Regions from separate parts of the Homo sapiens genome. Here region 2 is linked to region 1. A link is a loop called in an ENCODE intact Hi-C map of the cell type or tissue named here. Cell type or tissue: GM12878. All regions are shown on one strand. Links, peaks and the distances in the headings refer to the core of each region. The heading gives the core; the rest is flanking DNA.

Region 1 (10,764 bases), core at 1,370-9,369:
TGCCAGGGAAGGGAGGTGCCACTTAGAGGAAAGACTTGTGTCTCTAACACAAGTTAGAGAGTGTGCTGGCATCCCTGTCCATAGGAGGGACTATGAGTCTGGTAATTTCCTTAAAAATAAATAGCTGAATTAATTTTTCCTTGTTACCGATGTGAATAATTTATTTATCCACAGAGGGCTCATATTTACTGGACTATGAGTAACTTCCTCTAGAGAAAGAGATGGAGAGAAAGAAAGAGAGGGAGAGCAGAGGGACAAACCCTACCATTTTTCAACTCAAAATTGAGGATTAAAATTAAACTAGAACTCACCAAACTACTTCAGATTTCTGAAACATTACAAAACTCATAAATTAATATATTTACTGAGTCAACTTTACATATGACTAAAATAAGACTAAGCGGTCGTTGAGATGAAAAAGTCATTTCTAATCACTATGACAAAAATTGAATGGGTATCTCCCATTTCCAAGAAATAGTTACTTCTCTGAAATATTCAAATAATTTCATTTTTATTCTCCCAGTGTCATCTCTCCCTGCCTTAGTCTACTCAGGCTGCAATAATGGAGTACTGCAAACTGGGTGGCTTAAACAACAGAAATTAATTTTCTTGTGGTTCTGTAGGGTGGAAAGCCTGAGATCAGGGTGCTAGCATGGTAACTCAACAATGTAGGGTTCTGGTAAGATCCCTCTTCCTGGCTTGTACCTGCCTTCTTGCTATGCACTCACGTGGCTAGAGAGAGGGTATGCTCTTTGGTGTCTCTTCTTATAATGGCACTAATCCAATCATGGGAGCCCCATCCTCATGACCTCATTTAATCCTAATAATCTCCCAAAAGCCCCATCTCCAAATAGCATCACATTGGGGGTTAGGGCTTCAATGTAAGAATTTTGGGAGGGACACAAACATTCAGTCAGTAACACGTCCTTCTTCATATTAATGAATGTAATATATCTTCCATAATTTTAAAATTAAAAAGCTGGGCTGGCACATTCTTGTCTACTATAGCAGCAATAAATGTGATTTGTCTTTCTGTGACTAGGATCCAACTCTTCATTTTATATACTTTTTGATATTTTTTCTTGCCAAATTACATTATTTATTTATTTATTTATTTATTTATTTCCCTTCCAAAGCCTCCCTTATCTCTTGCTCTCCAATCACACTGTTCAGGGGGATTCTTAAGGCTGGGAAAGAAATGATGATGTATTTAGCACTTTCCAAGGGCTGGGTTCCTAATGCATTATTGCATTTTAATTCTCACTCTAACCATGAAGTTAGGCGACTAGCAAGTACTGAAAAACTTTGCAAATGAAAGAAAGTTTTAGAACCAGGAAAATAAATCTGAGTCAAACTTCGGAAGCTATAATTCACAAGGGTGAAGACTTTATATTAGTATTATTAAAAAATTGGAGGCAAGTCAAGGATATGGTACCCCCATGGAATCACTCCTGTCACTATGGGCTTCTTTAATAGTCAGATATCGCAGGCTCAACACTCCGGGGAATACTGTCTTCTGTCTCTTCATATAACCACAGAGCTTGGATAACCCTTCTGCTCCCTTGTGGAAATTCTAGCTTTAATACTCACTATAGTTTAAATTGGGCTTAGCATTGAAAAACTTTAATGACAACATGCTGGAAGGTCATTTGGAGCAAGGGTGATGGTGTGGTGTGGAGACAGAATAGATGATTAGAGACGATCAGGGACACCTGGCAAAATGAGTGCCACTGATTAATTAGTGAGGCTCTGATTATTAACTGGGCTCAGGGCTTATCAATTGCCTTCACTCTGCAGCAGAACTCTGAACTAGAGATATCACTCGACCAAATTAGAACCTCACCATACCACATAATAAACTTATTCTGTCTCACAACTCCCAGTCTTGCTTTATACTGTGCCTTCCTGGGAGAGAAGGAAAAGCTTTACCAGGGAATTCGTTCATGAGTAGGAACCTTAGCACTGTTGTTCTTCAATACCTGGTCATTTGGGTAGGAGAGGGCCCAGGAATAGGGTAACCAACGAGCCCAGTTTGCCCAAGATTGTCCCAGTGTCAGTACTGAAAATGCTGTGTCCTGGGAAACCTCTCTGTCCCAGGCAAACTGGGATGGTTGGTCACCCTATCCAGGAGACTCAGAGCAAGAGGCTGTAGAAGACAGAATTTTTTAAAAAAATTAAGTTCTTTGTTATTTCAGTGGGGCAGGCTGTTTAAAAAAATCAAATGAGCATACCTCAAAACAATCAGAATGAAAGTGGTCCAGACAGACAGGTTTTATTCTCTTTTTTCCTAATAACTCACTGCTACTGTGTAATAAGGGACTAGACTGGGGGGAGTCCCCTCCTCATACCACAATTCAAGATGTTATTTCTCTCTTTCAGTAAATGACTTCGTAAAACTATACGCACCTTGCCTCTTTTGCAGGGAAAGAGCATTGCCTATGGTTAGGTCTACATGGTTAAATTAATAGTCTGCAGGAAGTGCTGGATCTAAGGAGGCAACCACAACTAGGGGGTCACTGGGGTGGAGCTACCTACACATATAGGATGACAAGGAGATTTCATCCAGTCTGGTTGGTAGCGATAGGCTGTAAGCTGGGTTGAGAATGATTCTGAAGTGCTGTGTAGGTGGAGCAAGAGAGAGTGCTACATTAATCAGTAACACACACCTCTGAAAATGAACTAGCTAAGTGAGTCAAGTTTTCTCTCATGATAGGCTGACTTCAAAGCAACATTGATACAAGGAATAAAAATTAGAAAATACAAAAGTAAGTCTGTCTAATAGAGACATTTCAACAGCAAATACTACATACATTACGGTAACTAAAATGTGGCTCTCAAAACTACTTCTTACTTTTAACCTCTGAATCCACTGGTTTTGTCTTCAATACAACATTTTTTGCCAAAGGGAGTCTTATGGGCTCTGTTGTGGGTGTGTCTTTGAGTATATAATTATCATCACCTCTATGCTCACACACCTTTCTCTTGCAAAAACTCTAATATTGACATCAGCCGGATGTCAGCAAAATGACATCTTTCTGAGGCTGAAGGTTTTCATGTTGCCTTTGGGGGAAAATAATCACTAGACATTTTCTGAAATGGAAGTGTCTGTTGGCTGAAGTGGCTTCTTTAAAAAGAAAAAAAGAAGCTTTGCTCAAAATGGAACCAAAAGTATCAGTCATAAAGCATTACAAATGATCTAAAAATATTCTCAAATTGGATTCAATCATTGGTTAAAAATAGTCCAAACACTGAAAGACTGATTTTCTCATTTTTTCCTTAAAAAATTATAATGTGCTCAACATATAAATAAGGGCTCTGGCCCTTGAATGTCAGTGATGTTGTCTACCAGTGTCTAGTATTGTGAGTTTAGTGTGGTGATTAATCAACAAAAGCTAGCATTTATTTTATCAGAATAAAATTTTACTGGCCCAACAGCAAGTTTAACTTTTTCAAAAAGCTTATTTACTGAATTTATATTTTGAATGATTCATCATGGGTACTGTTAAAAATAACAAATTATTGCATACCTATATCAAAACATCTCATGTACCCCATATATATCTACTATGTATCCACAAAAATTAAAAATAAAAAATTTAAAAAGTAACAGATTATCTTGATTATAAAATATATACGCATTGTGGAAAATTTGGAAAATAGAGTAAATAGATGAAAATAAATTACACAGCATCACTTCCATTCTTTTCTCTTTTTATATACAAATGGATATGATGGTATCTCTAAAGATCTTTTTTTTTTTTTTTTTTTTTTTCCAAACAAGCTAAGATGGCACCAATCCCAGGGCAGGATCTGAGTCTTGACTATAGTCCTTAGTTTTGAACAAGTACAGGGTGACAAGAAAGTGCATAACAAAGCTATGACTGAATAAAACTCAAATCTTGGTGAAGAAAAGAAATCAAGGACACATTAAAAAAACTATGGGTACACACATTTTCACTTCTTAGTTTATATCTTATGGCAGGGAGCAGGAGTAATCTTTTCTTTTTCCTTTATGAATGGTAAAGACAACTGGTATCCTGTCTGAATATAATATGCCTATCCAGCACACTTTGGGTAGAATCCAATGATGTGTGATAACTCAACAATTTGGTACAGGAAACAGAGCCCACAACATTCCTCAGAAATTTCACAGACAATCTAGACAGAACAGACCTATTTGAATAGGGTTTTTTGTTCAGTAATATTTGAAGGATGCAATTTTTCACGGTGGACACATTGGGTTTGTGACAGATGCAAATTCAGATATGAATAAAACACAATTAAATGATTCAGACTCTTGAACTGTGCTTCCACAGACCTGATTTCTGCATGGGCCAAACAAAGGAAAGTTGGTGTTTGACAACTGTGGATGACTCATCAGAGGAAGTTCTTACCATGTGGATGTGCTTGTTGAAATAAAGCTGGTTAACAAAGCTAGCCTTTTTTTTTTTTTTTTCCCTCTGTGGGCCAGCGAGGGTTTCATTTTAGGAAATGGAAGTGTCAATGTGGACAAACTGTTCTGAAGTATTTATAGCATAATGTAATGTGTTAGTTTCCTTAAACTGCCTTTGGACAAAGAATATGTGAATGGAAAATAAGATCTGAATTTCTAATACTGTCTTGTGTCATCTGAACTGTATTATGAGTATAAAATGATTTAGCACTGTGATATGTACACAGTGTGATAGGAATGTAGTGTAGCTACAGTGGGGTGTGCTAGTGGCTTTCCAATTAATTTTAAGAGCTCTTTTATTCATTAAGGATATTACACCTTTGTCATATTCATTCATTTTCTCCAAGATTATCACATGCTTTTTAACTTGGCAGTGTTTTTATTTTCTGATGAACAAAAGTTTTCAATTTTTATATAATCAAATATATTAGTATTTTTGTTTGTGACTTCTTAATGCTTTGAAAATATATCTCCATTCTAGGGTCACAGATACTTCCTATAGTTTCTTTATTCTTTTATGGCTTCACTTTTAATATGTAACTCTTTAAGCCATCTGTCATTTGCTCTGTGGTGAGGAATAGTGAGAATCTAATCAGGTTACCATTTTTCCCCCATGAAATTGACCAATTACCCTATTCTCATTTGTTGCATATGCCGTTCTGTCCTCCCAGATTTGTGATTTATGATAAATTGCATCACTTCCTAAATTAGGGTTTCAAGTCTCATTCTCTATTCTGTTCCATTAATGTCTGTCACTTCTGCTGGTACCACATTATTTTTATTACTGTAGTTGCATAATGTATTTTAGTGCTTGGTAGCAGGAGTTTCTCTTCATAACTTTTTTTTTTTGGTAACAAAAAATTCTTGGCTATTTTCACCAGTTTAACTCTTCCAAATGCATTTCAGGAAATCCCACTGGAATTCTGACTGGAGTTGCATAAACCTATGAATTAATTTGGAAACCTTTTATATCCTTACAACTATTCAATCTTCCTGTTCAGGAAAATGGAATATTTAATATCTTTCTAATAATCAAATATTCTCTATATCTAGGAAAGTCATTTTTATGTATCTCAATCAAGTTTTATAGTTTTCTTGATATGGGTTCTACACATTGACTTACATCCATCTACATTTTTGATTTTTATACTGGGAATGAGATGGAGCTGCTGCTAACTCTGGAGAAACTTACTGCTGATCTTTTATCTTTGGACATGATCCTGACTGTTCTCCTAAGTGATGGATTATCTTAGATTTGAAAAGTATAGGAAGTAAAGGACAAGAGGGACATGTGGGGGGATGTAGTAGAGTCTGTTTTATATTCATAGTGAGAAGACTCTGAACCTCCCAGGAGGGCTCTAAAGGTTAAAAAACATGCAACCAAAAGCACCGAGGATTAGTAAAAAGAAATAATGTGCAGTAAGTGCTCAGAGGGATGACTCATTGCATTGGATCATCTTTGGGAAACCACCTACTAAGCAGAATTTAGCAGCTAAAGCGTTATTTTTGGTGCACAGTTTATTGCTACTTCCTCTTGGGAAAAAAAGATTAATCCTAGCTCCCTAAAACACTTAAGAATGGTCACCCTGGCAAACCGGCCTGTCAGGTAACAATGTTGTTTCCAGATCAGGGCAGTGTTAGGTTCCCTGTAGGGATTTCTTCAGAACAAGGGAGAAGCACTTTACCACATGTTATGGAAAGGAGTATAGACCAGGAGACAGAAGATCCAGCTCTTAGTGCTGGCTCTGTAACTGATTAACAAATAAATCCCAGAGTGCAGGCAGGCCACTTAATCTCTGCTCATCTGCTAAAAAACAGATATCACAGCTTCTGTCGTACTCCATATCATGGAAGAAAATAACACAAAATAATAAACCATGTGAATGAAGCAGTTAAAACTGCTGAGAAATAAAATTAACCTGCTCAGTAAAAGTAAGGCTACCAATCAAGAACAAATAGAATGAACTGTTACTCGTTCCAAAGTTATTTATTTTTGCTTAATACTGTATTTCCTTCTCCTTTTTCTCTGTCCTGTGGTTTCTTTTCCTTGTTTCATTATGACTAAATATGCAAGGAAAATTCAATGCTGTTATTTTGGTCCTATCTTTGGCCCAAATCTCTAGATTTAATTTACCCATGATACCGTGCTGTGCTATTTAAAAAGATCACTAAGAAAACTTTATAGATGATGAAGTTAGGAAAATGACAAATAAGGGGATAAATGCGTTTCCTTATTTAGGTGAGGACTATGGCTGAGAAGATTCTGTAACTTAGACATAGTCAGGGACGTGATAAGAGCAGGAGCTGTAATCAGTTTTGCTAATCATGATTTCTAAACAATACTATTTTATCAAGTATTTAAATGCAATCTATCCGTAGCACATTTAAAAAAAAGTTATAAGAAATATTTTTAAATTTGTTATTATTATTATTTTTTGAGACAAGATCTCATTCTGTTGCCCAGGCTGGGGTGCAGTGAAGTGATCTCAGCTTGCTGAAGCCTCCATTTTCTGGGTCAATCATTCACCCACCTCAGCCTCCTGAGTAGCTGGGACCACAGGGGCATGCCACCACACCAGGCTAATTTTTGTATTTTTTGTTTTGTAGAGACAGGGTTTTGCCATGTTGCTCAGGCTGGTTTCGAACTCCTGAGCTCAAGCGATCTGCTGCCTTAGCCTCGCAAAGTGCTGGGATTACAGGCGTGCACCACTGTGCCCAGCCAACACAAATATTAAGGTCAACTTCTGGTTTCAGTACAAACTATTTAGTTTATTTATGAAGCAAATGAACTTACAAGAATGAGAAGGCTGAGGGGATATGATTATATATAAGATCCATTTGCATTATACATTCTCTAGAGAGGTACAACTCTCTGTCATATTTTTGATTTTATAACTATAAGAGAAAAATATCACCGGCAAAGGCTTTATGTCACTCATAAGAAATGAAACAGCATTTGATAAAAAACAGCATGTACAGGAATAAATAATTACATTTTGGTAAAAATATATGTTAAAAAAGATAAAATATTTATGAAATATGTTTTCTTCTTCCCCTGAGACGGAGTGCCCAGGCTGGAGTGCAGTGGCGCAATCTTGGCTCACTGCAACTTCTGCCTCCTGGGTTCAAGCGATTCTCCTGCCTCAGCCTCCCAAGTAGCTGGGATTACAGGCATGCGCCACCATGCTGACTAATTTTTGTATTTTTAGTGGAGATGGGGTTTTGCCATGTTAGCCAGGCTGGTCTCGAACTCCTGACCTCAGGTGATCTGCCCACCTCGGCCTCCCAAAGTGCTGGGATTTAGGTGTGTGAACCACTGCGCCCAGCCCGATTGTATTTTCCTAAATGAAAACTTCAAAAATTTTGCTGGTATATTGCTTTTTAATATGAAAGTGCAATAAAAGTTGTTAAAAATGCAGCCACATGTTGCTACACTTACGGTTTTAGAAAGAGATGAATATGTAGACATAAAACAAAAGCCTTGGGAGGTATTTCTTCTATACTGTACTTAAGACTATGTGGCCACAGAGGGCTGCCAGGTTTTACAGACCTACGGGTTAAATAGCAACTGACTGTTTTACTCAAAAACTCCTTTTGAATTTAGAAAACAATTTAGTCAGATTTTGGAATATTAAGCAAATAAATGTCTACTTCCAATATAAAGTTTAATTACTGACCAGTTAGACTTCTTGATCATCACTCGTAGTCTTGGCATTGTAACTGAGGGACACATTTTCCTTGAAAATGAAATTCAGATTCTTTCAAACTATAAAATAACTTCTGATCACTTTTGGCTAGATAAAAATCCTGAATGAATTTTAAGGAAATATGTAAGAGAATTTCACCTTAAGATCATTATTTTTAAGAAATTAAGTAGATAAAAACCAGTGTGACCTAAAAAGTGTTGAGTAAATAACTTTTCTTCAACATCAACAGCTAATAATAATAATAAATTCAATTTACTGAACACTTATTACAGGAAAGGGGCTGCTTTGCTTTGTTTCACATATGTTGTCTCATTTACTCCTAATAACACTCTGCTAAGTAAATATCATTATCCTCATTTCAAAGGGAGAAACTGAGACTTAGGTTAAGTCAAGATCAAATATCAAATTTAAAAACTCAACATCTACTATGCAATAACAGCCAACGACAAGGCCAATGGTATACATACAAGGTGATTACCATGTTTTGGGGAAGCAGGAAAAAAGAGAACGCTGAGATAAATTTCAAAATTTGATCACTTGCTGAAAGGCATTAAAAAAAAATGAAAGTTTGTGCTGTGTTCATTTATCCCATCTAATTAAGTAGGGCCCTTTAAAGCTTACAAAGCATTATGAGTAAAAGTATTTAACGTATTACAAATAACATGTTGGTATAATTTGTTAATAGACATTGTATGCATTGCTCATAAAATGCACCTTCAGATGGTATAATTTTAGCTCATAACTAATGTATACTTTGGATTACTGTGGTTTTGCATGCTAAAAAATTTAAAAGACATTTTCATTTTCTTTATATGGAAATTTATAAATTTTCCAAAAGATATAGAAAATAAACTTTTAGTATATCTTTGGCATTATTTTTATTAACATCAGTATATTTTGAAAATAAATGATGTATTTCAAAAGATGAACCTGGAAGTAGGAAGGCCTTGATACCAGGGAGGAGGCTGCAGGCTGAGCATGGAGCAGAGTGACTCTGCCAAGCCAATCCCATGTCCCACAATTGAACAACGTTTCACTGTCTCATGTCTTACTGACCCACTCATTTGAGGCTGAACTTTTTTGGTACCTTTACCCACTCATTTGGGAGTTCTGCCAATGCCCAGATAGAAGGATGCTTCAGAGCAAATCGGGGTCTGCCTCACTGAGTCTTGCTTTGTGCCTGCTCTGACAGGTAGCAGGACAACACACCCTGTGTTGACCCTCCAGACTGGGCAGGAACCTCAGTCCAGGTCTGCCATTGACCGGCTGTGACCCTCGTGGGCAACACTAACTGACTCAGAGTCTCTTTAGTCTATTCCAGAGTGGGTTCCTTGAATGCCTTGAAGGAACATCACTTACCTACTAAATTATAATAAAAATGTCCTCAAATTAAATATGTCTTCTTCACTAGTGCTTGAAGATGTCTTTTGACCCCCCCAGAGTTAAACATTGGATGCCAATGATATGCTGAAAATTACTAACTTTTGCTTTTCCAGGAGAACCACCATATCTCATCAGATCTAAGATGTCACCAGTTGACTGCAATTCACATTTTGATTTTTAGAAATAAATGTGAAAAAAATGTAGATCTTAGAAACACTGCAATGTGGTAGAATAGTTGGCAAAATAGCAATTTTCTTGTTGGGGGGTGATGAAATGCTTCAGCTACACTGTGTTCAGATTCTCCTGATGTTATCCTGGGACTTATATCATCTGCTTCTTTATGGATCCACTTAATATTTCATTCAATGAATACAGATTTACTGAAAATATTTTCTCAAAATATTAAAAAAAATCTTGGCGCTTTGGTGAACACACGTAGAAAACCTGCCTCCTTAAAGTTCTTGAAATAAAGAAAGTACATATGAGATAGATTCTTTGCTAAGCACTTCTGAGTTACAATGAGTTATTTCTTGATAACCAATGAACAATAGCGACATTATTAAACGTTTGTTCTGCAAAAGGCAGTAAAAAGGACTATGGGGTAAACTCTTTTGACGTAACTTGGTGACCAGATCCTTAGGTTCTTTTGCATATTAGTGGTCTGAGGAGCATGTTAGGAGACTGACAAAAATAGTCTCAATTAAACGCTATTCTCTTCCTTCAAGAAAAGCTTTCTTGCTCAGCAGTATTACTGGACAGCATGGCTTTGGTGCTTAAAGCCTTCCTGTTCTCACTGGAAAATTGGAGTCAGTGTCTTAGGCACCACCATGCTGCGGCACCCTCACGCCTAATGATCACATCAGACTGTACAGGCTTCAACCACTTTAAACAATTTCCTTTGTCTCCCCTTCCTTTTCTGTAAATTTTTTTGTTGTTTCGTTGTTATGGGTAGTGACAGTTTCTGGTTTCTTTCATTTGCCAACGGTTTCCTTTACCACAGCCTCTATTCCTCCTGCTGGAAGCCTGGCACCATTGGAAGCTGGAATAAAAACCACAACTGAATAGCCTGGCACTTACTTTAACAGTCATTTCCAACCACAGATTAATACTGTTACTGGATTTGACTAACGGCTCTCAATCAGCCCAACTGTCATCACTTGAGAACATGCTAGCCAGTGAAAGCCAAAAAGGAAAATATAAGCAAATTCAAATTATGGTATA
Region 2 (10,764 bases), core at 888-8,887, 180 kb after region 1:
AAGTGAACCAAAATGCCAGTTACTGTGTTGCTGCGGGGCAGCATCAGAAGCCTGCAGTCTGAAGCATATGCTCCCAATTCTCAGATTTCTATAGCAGCATCTGAGAGAACACACAAGAAAAGAGGGAGGTTTCTTTGCTTTTGCCTATATTGGCCAGTATTCTCACATTTAGAATGCTTGATACCATAAGGTATAGTCGGCCAAATAGTTTGGTAGAAATGTTACAGACAGATCTGAAACAAATGATTCACTTAAAGTGCCTTCTATAAAGTAAATGCTGCTTAAATAATTCACTATTAATTGGACAGGTATTCTGCCTAGTAAAAACTGTGTTTGTATATTCTGTTTATCTATCTTCTTGCATTATTTGCTATTTATTTAAATCATCAATGGAGTTAAATCCAATGTGCAATTTTCCAATGTCCTGAGCCCTTCTGAAAATTGTATGCTTTGGAATGAAATTCTTCATGTGATTTCTCAAGTATTTTGAGGTAGGGTGGTTAGATGAACAACCAGAACATAACCCATTTTCAGCTGGGAGGATAGTCAAATAAACAAAAATATGTTTCTGAATGAAAGATATTCAAAGGAATACATATTACTGCATATTTTCAGTATGATTATGTAACAAGACTCCATTTCAAAGCTAACTTTTTGTTTGGATTACATGTGCAAAAAGGTCAGGGCTATGTTTTCTGTAGGAATTTTTACTTTTGCTTATTTGGAAGCAGTTAAAGGGCCAGAAATCCTGGCTATTTAGAGGCCTCTGTAAAGATGAAAACACATAAACACATTTAACAATAAATATTTGTATTTTAAATATAGGCATATTTTTGCTATACTATAGCTATTTCCTTCACTGCAAACCACTGGTTTAAGATTTCCTTTAATAATGAAGATATATTTCTAAAGAAATATATCTAGATAATCTATAAAATGGTTTTTAAATTGTTTCATAAATTGTAAAACAAATTGGCTGTCAACATGGAGAAACTCTCAATAGCCCAGGAAAACTCAGGCTTAAAAAGTTTCAAGGTTTCCTGGAACTTTCAATGTTTTCTGAAAATTTTCATCTCCAAATGTGCTCAATGTTAATAATTTTAGAGTCTAAAAATTGTGGCTGATCCTAAATATAAAACTAATTGACAACGACAATCTGGTTTCACTCATGGTAGACCTATTCTGGACCATTCAGAAAGTGATGAGGGACCCAAGGGGCAGATCCACAATTACCTTCCCTTACTTGGCCTTACTGGTCACTAAGCCTTTCCTAAAACCAAAGCTGCAAACAGTGCAACTGAAGTTTGAACTCCATTTCCTTCCACTCCTGCCCTACTTATTAGGTTGCACAGAAACAATAAAAGACCAAATGAGTTATAGCAGGACTGCTCTTACTTGAGAGGTAAGGGTATATTTATTTATAGTCCAGGGTCAAAGCTACTTCCTTAGATTGTGACCATCTTAAGAACAAAAAGTATCTAATCCAGTGTGAAATATAATGGTTCATACCTAGTACCATTAACTAATTAAAAACAGAAAGGAAAGACTGCAAATTTTTGATGATGAAGAAACCAAAGGTTCCCTGAAACTCTCAGTTTGAACCAAGGTCATTCGATATCATTAGCCAGAGTGTGGCTGAAAAGAGAAACCAGGAAGTGCTGAGTCATCGTGAGCATATGCAACATCCTCGTCAGCACTTCTGGTGCCAGATTCAAAGGTATGCGTACTTCCTTTGACCTGCTACTCTTCCATCCTTTTCTCAGTAACGCAGGGTAGGTCATGGAAAGCTAACTGCCACCAAGTTGAGAAGCAGCATGAACCCTAACAAATAACACTACTTAACACTGTCAATTCTATATGCTGGTCTCTAGATATGGCTATGAAAATAGATTGTTTGAAAATATATATGCGTGTGTATGTGTGTGTATATGTATATCATTTACTATCTGTCAGAATTAAGCCATTATACCTCTAGTTTCCAGTAAGTCAAGATAGCTTCCTCTTCAAATAAACAGCATGCCTTTGTCAGCATGCAGTTTATGTGCATTTAATTTGCCAAGCAGGTCTTACTAAAACAGTCAAATCCAAATGACCTTTGCATGACTGAAACACTTGTAGTATTAGGTAGAAAAACTATATAATAGGGGAAATAACACCCTGGAGTCAAAAGGCTTGTGGTCTAGTCCTGACTCTGCCAGCAGACAGTTGACCTTGAGCAAGTCATTTACGTTGTCTGTTTCTTTATCTGCAAGACGGGAATAACAATCCTCCCCCAGTCTCCCTCACTGCTGCTGTGAACGTAATTATATTAACAGCACTTAAGAAGTAGACAACTGTCATGACGAAAAGAAGTGATGAATTCATTACATATTTTTTAAAAAACAAAACTTCAGTCTCAGGCTAGCTTCTATGCATTTTATTAGAAACATACAATAATTTTACTGGATTTGAATGTTTAAGTTGTCACCCAGGTTGGAAGTGACATAAGAAGATAAACAGTAATAGTAAGTAGATGGGCAGAATTCAATAGTAAAGGGCTATATAAATATACTTCAAAAAAAGCAATTATAGGCCGGGTGCAGTGGCTCACGCCTGTAATCCCAGCACTTTGGGAGGCTGAGGTGGGCGGATCACGAGGTCAAGAGATTGAGACCATCCTAGCCAACATGGCGAAACCCCATCTAAAAATACAACAATTAGCTGGGCATGGTGGTGCGTGCCTGTAGTCCCAGCTACTCAGGAGGGTGAGGCAGGAGAATTGCTTGAACCCAGGAGGCGGAGGTTGCAGTGAGCCGAGATCGCGCCCGGTGACAGAATGAGAACCCCCCCAGCGCCAAAGAAAAAAAAAGGCAATTATATAGGAGAAATATCAAAATAATACTTTATTGAGAGAAAGAAAATTTGAAGTAACATAAATAATCAGTACCCAGCATTTTCTCATAGAATTTCCACAGGTCTCCAGCATTGCTTTCTGCAGTATTTTACTCATTGGACATTCTTCAGCTATATAAATAAGCATTGTGAACGAGCCTGGGATTCAACTACAGTTATAATGTTGTATCTACTAGAAATCCTGAGTGCTCAAACCCCAATGTAGCAGGGTACTTTAGGCAAACATCGTTTTAGTCCCTTCACCATCCTTGTACACTGAGACACGTGGCTGAAAATATTTACGCCCTCCTTACCGTGTGTAAAAACAAAATGAAAAGATTCTTTCTTGGCCTTTGACTCTCAGAAGGAAGAACAAACTGGGGTGGCTTCGAGTGAACAGTCTTGAGATTAAATGTGGAAATAATTATAGCACTTGAAGATGGCAGAAGGTGGCATTCAAGATGACAGTGTAACTCCATCTAATAGCAACCATTTGTTGAACAGCTCCTATGTCCGTAGTACCTATGCCTTGCCCTTGCAACTACTACCTGATATAATGTCACACTTAACCAGAGAAAAAGTAGGCAGACTTGAGAGATTCCTAATGGACTTAATCATTTTGTCCAAGAGAATGAGAGATGCACATAATATTAGAATTTGAAGATTTTGTCAAGTTCTGCCACCAATCCTATTAACAAAACCACCCCCCTACAAAATATTCTGAAGGAGAGGAATAAGTAAGGCAACTAAGTACTTGACAAGTATCAAACACTTAAAAGGGCGAGGCGCAGCAGCTCATGTCTGTAATCCCAGCACTTTGGGAGGCTAAGGCTGGAGGATCATGAGGTCAGGAGTTCGAGATCAGCCTGACCAACACTGTGAAACCCTGTCTCTACTAAAAATACAAAAATTAGCTATGTGCCTGTAATCCCAGCTACTCAGGAGGCTGAGGCAGGAGAATCGCTTGAACTTGGGAGGTGGAGATTGCAATCAGCCAAGATGGTGCCATTGCACTCTGGCCTGAGCAACAGAGTGAGACTCCAACTCAAAAAAACAAAACAAAACAAAACAAAACACTTAAAAGGTACCTAACTTCAGAGACATCACTTAATATGTGTCCTAATTTTACAAATGAAGACATTGAAGCTTAGAGGTAGGAAGCATAATGGGGTTAAGACACATAGTCATGTGGCAGAACTGGAATGTGAACCCACATTTGACCTCCTCTCTTAGGTAATCAATAATATCCAATAATCAATAAGTAATAGTGTTTGTTATTTCTGAGGCCCATGTGTAGCTTCAGACTTTTAATTTAAATTTTCTCATTCAATTTTTTTTTTTTTTGAGACAGGGTCTTGCTCTGTCTCCCAGGTTGGGGTCAAGTGGTGTGATCATGGCTCACTGCAGCCTCAAACTCCTAGGCTCAAGCCTTGATCTTCCCACCTCAGCCTCCAGAGTAGCCGGGACCAGAGGTGAGTGCCACTATACCTGGCTAAATTTTAGGAAATATTTTTTGTAGAAATGAGGTCTCACTACGTTGCCCAGGCTGGTCTCAAATTCCTGGCCTCAAGCAATCCTCCCACCTCAGCCTCCCAAGGTGCTGGGATTACACACATGAGCCACTGTGCCTGGCCCACACTCAAACTTTTTAAGATGACAGCACAGTACCTTTCACAAGGATATCATATATTGAATTACTGAGCTGTGGTTCAAAAGTTTGTTCATGGTTTACCGTACAGACATTAACCACTGCTCAATCATTTCTAAAAACATATATAAAGTTGATGCCAATTCACAATCACCAGAATTTATTTTTAATTGTCATACTAATTTGGTGATCAGACCCTCTTCTATGTCAGAAACAAAGGGCATATATGTGAGTTGACTGCAGCCTTCTGACAAGGAGCAATTTTCTTCTAAGTAAGTTACAACTAAATTCCCAGCCTTGGTCTGTACACCCATGATCTAACAACTTTTTTTGCCTTTCTCAACAGTGGCCAAGAAAATATATGCAATTCATAGTAATTCATGATTTGGGATTTTATTTCTATGTAAAATGGGATAATTTTTAAGGACCCTGAAGTCCTTTAAATCACAAATCACTTTAGGGTAGCAGTCTATTCCTGCCAGAATTCGTTTACTGGAATTACAAAGTAAATAACCGTGAAAAGAAGATGGAGGTGAAAATCAAGGTTGTAGAGAATTTGAGAGGGAAACAGAAAGGGAATCATACTGCTTGCTTTTAAAAAAAAAATGCACCAAAGCTTTCTTCATTCAAGCAGTTGGTTTTGTTCCCTAACTGGTCCCCCACATATCTAAGTGCAATGAGTACATTCCCAACTCCTACTGCCAAGTTAAAATGAAAACGTTCTCAGTCTAGAAATGATTGAGGTGGTTTTCTTTAATCAAATTAGAGCAGCCAAATGTTCCTTTCAAAGGTAACTGTCTACTCTGCAGCTGTATGCAAACTACCACATCAAATGTGAGGGAAAAAATAGCGATAGAATTGTGTCCTTACAGTACAGAGCTAGCTGCAGAGATGGAGAAACAAAAGCATTTGTACAGTTAAGAATTACATTCACAGTGAGCTTCCAGAAATATGCTGACTTCACAAACTGTGAACAATGTATTGAAACTTCCAGTACATAATTAGCTATTTTGGGGAGGGGAGGAACATGGGGGGAAATGCCCCCTTAAAAACGGCTAAGCAGCAATAGATACCTTGAGTCATTTACCCTCCCAACCAAAGTTTCTCAATGAGAAACATTAAAAGACTGGCTGAGACTTCATAGGAAAAAAAAGTCTCATAGACCTTGCTTTTTCACTTCCTGTCTCCATCAAAAACACACCACAGTGAGTAAACTTGAGTATCCCGCAAGCTTCAATTAAGCTTGTAATGATTCATTTGCATGCAGAATTTATTCTTTTAAATAATCAGACATGGGAATTTCCTGCAAAGAATTAATTCATAGTGGGCTTATTTTTTCAGTTTGTTTCCCTTAAGAAAAATCAATTGGCTAACATTCCCAATATGATGTCAAATTAGCTTTTCTATGTTACAATTTATATCAGCTGTTGGTTTCAGGGATGGTATATCAACAGTATGAAAACCTAGAAGATGACAATGAATTTATATAGCCAGGTGCAATCAGCAACAGAAGAATGAAACAATGTTCTTTCTTCAATTATGGATCCTCTCCAGATGGTTATACTGTCCTCTAAATTAAGGAATGTGGAATAAATAGGGGAAAAGTATATCTCATGTGATCCCAATATTTCTCCAGAGCAGCTGTTCTTAAACTTTTTTGCTTCTGGTGAAATTAGCAGACAACTTCCTTGGTTCACATGCCCTTTGACATTACCCAAATTTAAGAACTGCTGCATAACAAAAACTTCCCGCAGGTAATAAGCAATTCTTGGGCTGCAGCCCTTCTGCTCCCAACCAGGAAAGCAAACTGAATTGCAAAAAAAAAAAAAAAAAAAAGACATTTTGATTATTCAAAAATTTATTTTAAGAAGTGTAATCAGACTTCCAGTTCAAAATGGTGGACCTATCACAAATATTTGCCTCCATTCTTTCTCAGTAAAAGAAATAAACCCATAATTACAAAAGGGCGTCCCACATACACAAAAAGGAGAGAATTTAGTAAATTTGCTGGGTGACTGAAAATAAACAGAAATAAGGTGATGGAAGAAGTCACCAAAGAGATAGTAGTCTCCAAAGTGAAGAACATATAATCAGGAGATGTATTAAGAAAATATCTTCTATTTTTAGGTATTTTGTACCCCTTCATTTCAAAATCATTATTTTTATTAAATATATAATAATATATCTGTATATGTACATAATTTTTATAATTCAGTGAATATCAGTGACATGCTCAAATATTTTTACTAGAAGGGAGGCCACTGCCCTAGAACAAGCCATGAGGGCACCGTGGAGGAAGCAGAAGCTGGACTACGAGTCAACAGGTGCAATGGAAAAAGGGAGGAAGAAGGGCAGCCATTTTCTTCCCACATTCAGGGGAGTCAACTAAATGTCTGTATATAGGGTAACTGCACCAGTTAGCATTCCTATTGCCATCCCTGTACCTAAGATCTTGGAGTAAACCATTTCTTATTGTGACATTTGAGAGTTTTTCCACATCCTGACAGCCATTTTTCCAGCCACCCAAAAGTAAAGCCTGTGAAGCATACTCCCATCCCAAGATTCCTATGCCAAACAAGTCTCCCAAAAATTTTACTCAGAAATGAGAGCCAGCAGGGAGGAAAAGATCCTATTTAATAGTCTTACTAGCTAACCAGTCTTTATAAAAACTAATGGACATACAAGGCAGTAAGGGAGCAAGAAGGTCCAGACTTCTTACCTGCCAGAAACAACTAGAAACTAGATAAACATATGAAACAACTGCTTTCAGATATTGGACTATAGGTAGTAGAGGACTGTGATCCCTGAGAGAGGGGAAGCAAATGAGGTGAGCCCTAGATTGCCCTAGCTTTCTGTTTGGAGGCAATTTCCAGACCACAGGTACAGGAAGGAGGAACCTCAGAGTTCTGTAAATTCTGTAGTCTTGCCCAGCTGGGTAGGCAGAGATCAGAGTTGAGAAGACAAGGAGGCCAAAGTGGCTAAAATTTGGAAGACACAATACTGAAGAAGAGCTCCAGAAATCTACATGGGGTCTATTGAGTCCCTGGCTGAATATTAAGCTACACATGTGGAACTGCATGAAGTCAAGAAAGGTCAGCTTCTGAGAAAAGATCACCAAGGAGTTGTAAGATGAATGATTCCAGAGCTCACAGAGGGCAGAAAATGTTTCAAACTCCTTACCAGCCAAAGAAGAGAGACTACAAAAGAGTAATGTCTTAGTAGGGCTAAACTAGCCTGGAAGCAAAGCCTACATACACTAGATCCTCTCCCCAACAACAAAAGAGACAAACTAAAAATAAGCCTTGGAAGTATAAAACTGAACCACACATAACTTTACTGCCTGCCAGAACAAAATCCAATTCTCTTTAAAGGAGTAGAACAAAATCCAGCAGTTGACAATGTCATAGTCACAATGTTTGGCATCCAATAACACATTATTAGACATGCAGCCATACAGAACATGACCCATAAGCAGGAGAAAAATCAGTCAATAGAAATAGACTCAGAAATGACAGAACTTATGGAATAGCAGACAAAGAAATTAAATAAACTATTATAAACACTACAAAAATGCCCAAGGCCTTAAAGGAAAACATGGACACAGTGAGGAGAAAATTGGAAATATATAAATAAAAAATCAAATGGAACAAGTACCAAGATAAGCTATATGTTGGACCAAAGCAAGTGTTACTATCTTTAAAAAGTATTAGAATCATACAGAATTGTTCTCTGATCACAACAGAATTAGACAGAAAGAAATTAGAAAAATCCCTTACATGTTTGGAAATTTAAGAATCCATGGATTAAAGAATATATAACTAAAAATGGCTTAAAATAACCCAAATTGAATGAAAATTAAGCCACAACATATTCAAATTTGTGGGAAGATGCATATATTTGAAGATCCAAGCTTCTATTTTAAGAAGCTAAAACTAAGAACAAATTAAACCCAATGTAAGTAGGAAAAGAAGATAAAAACAAAATAAGTATCAAGAGACCACAGACAAACAGAAGTGAAAATTAATGAAACAAAAAACTGGATTATCATCAATAAAACTGACAAAACTCTATCTGTATGTCAAGATAAAAAGAGGAAAATGCAAATTACCAATATCAGGAATAAAAGAGTGGACATCACTACATATTCTACAGACATTAAAAAAGATAAGGAGTTAAAGAATCTATACCAATAAACTACCACCCCCCCAAAAAAACCCTAGGATAGACAAATCCCTTGAAAAATACAAAATTATAAAAGGTGATCTAACCTATAAGGTCTCATATCTATTAAGAAAATATAATTTGTAGTTAATAACCTACTCAAAAATAAATGCTAGGCCCAGATGACTTCATTAGTAAATTCTGTTAAATGTTTAAGAAAGAAAGAATGCCAATCCTACACAAAATCTTTCAGAAAATAGAAGAGGAAGAAACACTTCTCAACTCGTTTTATGAAGCCAGCATTACCTCAGAACAAAAATCAGAGTTATTATAAAAAAAATTATAGGCCAATATCATTCATGAATATTCTTAACAAAATTTTAGCAATATATAAAAAGGCTACATCATGACCAAGTAGGGTTTATCCCAGGAATGTGAGCTTGGTTTAACTTTCAAAATTCAATCAGTATAATTCACAGCACAATAACAGAGTTTTTAAAAAAATAATCAATTCAATTCTTCAGAAAAAACACTGACAAAATTCAGTACCCAATCATGAAAAACTCTCTAAGCAAACTAGGAATATAAGGGAACTTCATCAATCTGATAAAGGACACCTAGGAAAACTTACAGCTAACATCATACTTTAGGGCAAAAGTCTGAATAGTTTTCTCCTTATTATTGGGAACAAGCCAAAAACATCTGCTCTCACCACTTTTATTTGACATTTTTCTAGAGGTTCTAGCCAGGGCAAAAAAAGAAAGGAAAAGAAATAAAAGACATATATATATATAGGGGGGAAAGTACAACTGTCTATTCTCAGATGATGTGTCTGTGTATGTAAAAAAACTAAAATTTACAAAGAAGCTACCAGACTAATAAGGGAGTTTTTCAGATCACAAGACACAAGGTCACTATACAAAAAAGACTATAGCTCTCAATGACAAACACTTAAAAAGAAAAAACAATGCCTTTTACAATAACATCCAAAAACATTAAATGCAAAGAGATAAATTTAATAAAATGCAAGCAAGGGCATTACACTAAAAGCTACAAAACTCTGATGAGAGAAATTAAAGACCTAAATAAATGAAGAGATACACCATGTTCGTGATCAGAAGTCAGTGTCAATATCTATGCCTTCGCCCTAATTAATAGAGATTAAATGCTATCCCAATAGGAGAATTTTTGTGTTAACTAACAAGCTGACTCTAAAATTTATATGAAAATACAAAAGAAGAGCAACAACAATTTTGAAAAACAAGAACAAAGCTGGAAAATGTATACTACCTGATTAAGACCTATACATTATAGTAATCAAAGTATGACATTGGCAAAAGGATAGATATATAGATCAATGCAAAAGAACAAAGAGTCTAAAAACAGGCCCAAATGTATATGCTCAACTAATGTTTAGCAAAGCTGCCAAGGTAATTCAAAATGAAGAAAGCAAAGTATTTTCAATAAATGGTGCGGAAATAGCTGGATATCCATACAGGAAAAATGAACCTGAACTCTTAGCTCAAGCCAAACACAAAGACTTGACTTGAATGCATCACAAATCTAAAATAAAAGCAAAAACTATAAAATTCTAGAAGAAAACATAGGAAAAATCCTATATGCCCTGGAGGTAAACAAATATTTATTAGATAGGATACAAAAAAGCATAAGCTATCAAAGAAAAAAAAAGATGAATTGGACTTAGGTTAAATTAAAATATTCTGTTTGACATAAAGCATTAAGGAAATGAAAAGGTAAGCCAAAGACCTGAAGAAAATATTTGTAATCCATGTAGCTGACAAAAGACTGCTCAAGAACTCTTACAATACAATAAGATAACTCAATTTTAAAAAACGGTCAATTTGAACAGAAACTTCCCAACAGAAGGTATCAGAATGGTCAATAGCCAAATGAAAAGATATTCAACAACATTAGTCATCAAGTAAATGCAAATTAAAATCACAATGTGTTATTAGTTCACACTCACTATAGAATGACTAAAAATAAAAAGATTGACAGTCCCAAGTGTTCAGGAGGGTGCAAATCAAATGGAACCTTTATACACTAGCACTGGAAATGGAACA

The links. A loop is a pair of places that touch in the nucleus more often than their neighbours do. Peaks named below come from ENCODE experiments on the same cell type or tissue, not always from the same donor. Only the 100,000 strongest peaks of a DNase experiment are listed, where the experiment ranks them.
Region 2: a loop joins it to region 1, with 6 times the contacts of the local background. A loop is called at or near these places in 3 of 110 quality-filtered maps.

Annotation. Positions count from the first base shown.
Region 1 is chr7:92,629,185-92,639,948 of GRCh38, forward strand. All of the region lies in intron 5 of CDK6 (cyclin dependent kinase 6), which reads right to left. It overlaps LOC112268009 (a long non-coding RNA gene), which reads right to left. Exons shown (of 2, transcript XR_002956577.2): 2 at 9,022-10,764. Among named protein-coding and RNA genes, the nearest start is that of FAM133B, 44 kb to the left of the region's middle. RefSeq lists enhancers at 2,877-2,966, 3,077-3,126. In GM12878, for the core only: no CTCF peak of the experiment used is centred there; a DNase peak (open chromatin) is centred at 2,407; H3K4me3 peaks cover 1,883 bases; H3K27ac peaks cover 4,861 bases.
Region 2 is chr7:92,808,221-92,818,984 of GRCh38, forward strand. The region is part of intron 2 of CDK6 (cyclin dependent kinase 6); the gene reads right to left. Among named protein-coding and RNA genes, the nearest start is that of CDK6-AS1, 23 kb to the right of the region's middle. RefSeq lists enhancers at 1,162-2,361, 1,350-1,399, 1,590-1,734, 1,850-1,959 and a cis regulatory region at 1,657-1,667. In GM12878, for the core only: no CTCF peak of the experiment used is centred there; DNase peaks (open chromatin) are centred at 1,651, 5,471 and 7,381; H3K4me3 peaks cover 2,165 bases; H3K27ac peaks cover 5,291 bases.